2 separate regions of the Mus musculus genome follow, and region 1 is linked to region 2. Evidence: chromatin loops called from intact Hi-C (ENCODE). Cell type or tissue: left cerebral cortex. All regions are shown on one strand.

Region 1 (2,500 bases), 430 kb after region 2:
AAAAAAAAACCTCATGCATCTTTTCCTACTCTCAGCACACAGCCATCATGATGGGGGGTGGGAACCTCAGTATGCGACAGAAGTAGGTTAAGTGTATTTTGTTTACTGAAGACAGGCTACCATAAAAAAGAGAAAATATTACTACTTCTTTACAGGTACCATATGTAATTCATTCTGATATAGGAATATTTATCCACTAGCAGTAATAACAAACTACAATTTTTGTCATGAAAAAAATAAATTGTATTTGCAAAAAGCAAACACATTACAGACTGTGTAAAAACGCAACATTCCCATTTTCTAGTCAGAGTTCCAATTTATTGAAGTAACAGAGCAGAAAATGCACTGACAGCTGTTACATTTTATTGCGAATTAGTATATAGGTTTTATATCCAGTGAGCAAACGCATGATACATTGTATTCCAGTAATTGCCAGTGGCTTTCAAAATGGAAACAGGATGATCTCAGTGCAATTATGCTCAGGAGAGCACACAGAACAGTCCCCAGCTCCACACTGCAATACTTTAACAATACTAACATTAAGTATATTTATTTCCTTTTAGTTTCCCCAAAATTAAAGATCAAAGAGGTCAAGCTGGATTCAAAAGCATCAGAGGTATTTTTCAACTGCTATATGTGACCCCCCTCATCCCACAGTACAATTTTTTTGATTTAAGTCCATGTAGTAGGATATTGTAGTTCAGGATTCCAGGAAGGTCAAACACCTCCTCCCTCCTCCCATCTCCTCTCTCTGGGTATATTGTATCATTATTTTACTTCTGGGATGTTTCCTCTGTTTCTCTCTTGGCCCCAGAATGTAAGGGGTTAAGAGACGTGAACAGGGTTAAGTTTTGGCATGCTTTAGGAAATGAGCTGTATGCCCCTGGACTCCTCTTTACTCAAAACAGACAGATCGTTTTAGACTCCTTTCCTGTTCTCCCCCAGTAGCTGTTCTTTCTCGCACATGACCATTAGCTACAGTCCTGGGGAAAGAGCCATTTGTTTTCATAAGTGTTAACTCGGATTTCATGGCTCGCCTTACTAATTCTTAGGACTACAGAATTACAGGTACATGCGCTGCAACCTTCTAACCACTCTTCCAGTCAGTTCTCATTTATATGAAGCAAAATTTTGCATATCCTAAGAAGTCTATTTTCCCCTGTTTTTGCAAACCTTTATAACCCACTTCAATTGCTTGGCACCTCCTCCTCTGACGCCTTCCCCACCATCCATCTCTGCTGGAGCCTTCAATAAATCCGGCTGTCTCCTCCCCTCTAGTGGTTGCCAGCCAGCCTTGCAACAGAGAAGCTGGGACTGCAGAGCTCATACATAGAGGGACACTTGTGCTCTTTTTTTTTTTTTTTTTTTTTTTTTTTTTTTTTTTGATTGAGAGAAAAGTGGGGTGGGGTGTGGGGTGGGGATAAACCCAGCAGTCTATCACCGCAGAAATAAAATTTAGCAAGCATTTAAAAGGATATTCTAGCAATGTCTACGGCTTCATCAACACCAACCTGCTGACATAGATTCGCGATCCCAGTCTGTTATTAGTGATTGAATTAATATCGTGTCACAACTTGTATCTGGTTTAATAAAAGAAACCCACGAATACAAGAAAATTGTGAAAAGCACTTAATAGGACTTTCCCCAGCCAAGGCTGGAAGGGAAATTCCATGCAGCTAGAACAACAAAGATCAAGGGCCATGCTCCTTACACCTGGCAAGGTTGTCCCAGGGCAGCTCAGGAGTCCCTTCATAGAACTCAAAGCGTGAATGCAGCATGGCCCCTGTAGAAGCCGTCATCAAAAGCAACAATAGCTACAACAGAAAACTAATGATGTTTGTCACCCTCGTGTCAGAACTGGTGGTGTAACAATAAAGAAGCCGGTGGTGCCCTTTGCCACTACAGTAGCCACTTTAAAAAATAAAATAAAACAAAAGTGATAGCTCAGCTTTCCTCGCCTCTCTCAGCTGGTTTTAACCACATAGAAATGCGCAAAGTTATCCACAAGGAAGCGACTCTGCTTAATCTTAATAAGAGATCCAAAATACTGGCCCTTCTTGCTTGCCTGCTAAAGTATTGATATCATGGATTTGTGAGTTTTAGTATTTCTAAATAAAGTATCAATTTTTTTCTCTCTACAGACACAATATACAGATAAAGTTTATTATCCCAGGTAGATTTTCTTTCACTTAATTGAAAATGAAATATTAATATATAGTTCTGCTCAAATTTAATCATGCTAAATTTAGTGAGGTTTCCTCACATGGTGTGAAAAATGACTAATGTAGAGTATATCCTAACTACAACTACTAGGGTCTAGTGACCAACATTCCCTACTGAATTCTTTGGTAAAAATAGGATCCAAAGACACACACGGCCTATTCTTAACAATTGTTAAGTGCGTTCCCCTAATACATGCCCCCCCCCCCCACAGAACAAAACAAAAAAATACCTGTTTTTGTTTAGTGTAATGACTAAGGAAATAAACTTTTCGGGGAGA
Region 2 (2,500 bases):
ATGGATGGAAGTGCCATGGGTGGATGGATGGATAGATACCCAGAGACAGGGACTGGCTTAGCTCTGCTCCCAGCACCCATCTCAGGCTTTAGGATCACAGTAGCTCAGCGTGGTTAAGTATGGAGGAGCAGTCCTGACTGCTAATGTTCCTGTCAGCCCCATTCTGAAGAACAAAGGAAATTTGGGCTACTTTTTTTAATTCTACGCTCTCAGCTCATCAACACTTGGTTCACATTAAAATGTAAGAACATTACACTCAACACTCTGCTAATAATCAGAAAGTACTGCTTTGAAGTCTCCCTGTTTCTCAGCTACTACCCATGACAGATGTTTGCCAGAGAAAAACTCAGGGGGCATTTTCTCGAGAGCATTTTGGCTGAGAGCGGTAACCATTGCACTGTTTATAGTTCAGCAATCTCCCGAGCTAGCGGTGGCTTCTTCTTTAGCTCACTCACATCCTACTCCTTGCCAGCTCCCCACTGCCACAGACCCGACCTCTGAAGACATGCATTTATTTCACCTCAGTCTTTCCGTAGCATCAATTAATAAAAACTGACGACGTTTTCCACAAACGCACATGTCCTGATAAATGAGGGTCCTGACTTAATTGCTCTGTAAATTAAGAGCTCACCATAGTGACAATGGAGACGAGTTTTAATATTTAAAAACTCATTAAATTTGTGTACTTTGTGAATAATTAAAGTCACAAGACCACTTTAAGGAGCTAATTTAAGTTTCATTCTGAAATGTATATCATAGATGAGGACAATTCATCTACAGGGAAAAAGTTGGCTAATTTCTCAAATTACTAAGTTTTAAGACTTTTTTGTTCCAATTAGTAATGAGCTCAGACCTCTCTCTCTCTTCTCCCTTCCTCTCTCTCTCTCCTCTCTTCTCTTTCTCCTCTCTCCCTTTCTCCTTCTCCTTTGCAATGACAAGGACCAAGGAGGTCTGTGGTTTTAAGGGTCAGTTATCTATTTATCCAAAGGGAGAGATCTGAAGGCAGAGGCCTGAGGAGGCCTGAGGCTGGCTTTACCCAGTTACTTTTATCTTTTATATAAAGCAATTTTGTTAGCTTTTATCTGAGTGGTCTTATTGGAAATATGTTCTAATTTTTAGCTCTAATTTCTCTAAGGAAGAAAGATTCTGGTATTTTTGTTTATGACTCACAGCTGTGTACAGATCTAAACATATAAGCCTTCATGATGATGCCTGAGTTTCAGAACCTCTATATAAACCACAAATCACCATGATTAGACCAGGAGACCCTCCCCAAAGAACCCGCATGGAAACTCAGAGGAACCACCAAGTGCTCGGTGTGGCTCTCTTTTTTAGATCTGAAGTCTGACTTTTAAAGTGATGATTGCTCTAAGAATAATCTCTGGTTTCCAAGCCTCGTGTTCACAGCTGGGAAGGAATCTAGTCCAGAGTCAAGGGGTTCCTCCATCATCGGTGTCCTCTTCACACGGCTTGCTTCGACATCCACCTGTGGATGCTGGTGTTGCTATCAGCATCTGGTAGATGATTAAGCTGTTTGATGCTCACGGTGGAACAGACCACTCTCAGAGATCACTGGGCATTTTAAAGTGTGAGCTCTATAAAAGGCAAACATAAGAAATCTAGTCTGGTATTTGTTCCAAAAAGTATACACTGGTTTTAGAAAGAATATTTGTTCTTGGAACTTCTGGGAGAGAGGAGAGAGAGAGAGAGAGAGAGAGAGAGAGAGAGAGAGAGAGAGAGAGAGAGACTTGTGTAGAGATAGGAGAGGGAAAGATTGCATTGGTCTTAACTATAGGGAATAACATTTAGGGAAAAGAGGTGTCTACAGAAAAGACTAGAATATTCAAGATATTCAAACATCATCTTTCTTGAAGACTGAAGGAAGTAAGGTGGGTTGTCTAGAACTGGAAATGGAAGTGGGCTCTTGAGTAGCTCTTTAAAAGAACACAATCCCAGCTCTTGTCTAAAAGAAGGAGAGGATGTGGTGATGGTGAAAAAAATCTGTGTTCTTCTGTTCTCATAAAGGAAATTGTACAGTTGCAAAGAAAAGAAGTTAAAAATGCTCATAAAAGACTAAAATTCATTTCTTATCTCCAGAAATCAACTTTCATCACAAAGAATTCAAGAGGTAGACTTCTCTCTCTCTCTCTCTCTCTCTCTCTCTCTCTCTCTCATGCGAGTATGTGTGTATGTGTGTGTATGTGTGTGTGTGTGTGTATGTGTGTATGTGTGTGTGTATATGTGTGTGTATGTGTGTGTGTATGTGTGTGTGTATGTGTGTGTGTGTGTGTGTGTGTGTGTGTGTGTGTGTGTGTGCTGTCAGTTCATTATCTCCACTCTGATGTAAGGCCTTCTATCTTAGACCAGGGCAATTCTTCCAGAGTTCTCGACTATAAGAAAACTATGATATTAAAATGCTCCCACAATGAATCCCATGGGATGGGGGAAGCTATGCTGCAAATGGGATTTTGAGCTGTGTGAATTGCCAATCCCTGATGAT

Evidence for each region. Peaks named below come from ENCODE experiments on the same cell type or tissue, not always from the same donor. Only the 100,000 strongest peaks of a DNase experiment are listed, where the experiment ranks them.
Region 1: it touches region 2 in a loop (5-fold over the local background); 8 of 42 quality-filtered maps call a loop at or near these places.

What each region holds. Positions count from the first base shown.
Region 1 is chr1:41,809,282-41,811,781 of GRCm38, reverse strand. All of the region lies in intron 1 of Gm29260 (a long non-coding RNA gene), which reads right to left. Among named protein-coding and RNA genes, the nearest start is that of Gm29260, 68 kb to the right of the region's middle. In left cerebral cortex, a CTCF peak has its summit at 1,265; DNase peaks (open chromatin) are centred at 474, 1,251, 1,730 and 1,820; H3K4me3 peaks cover 913 bases; H3K27ac peaks cover 1,156 bases.
Region 2 is chr1:42,239,286-42,241,785 of GRCm38, reverse strand. No RefSeq gene overlaps it. Among named protein-coding and RNA genes, the nearest start is that of Gm28175, 17 kb to the left of the region's middle. In left cerebral cortex, no CTCF peak of the experiment used is centred here; DNase peaks (open chromatin) are centred at 398 and 1,429.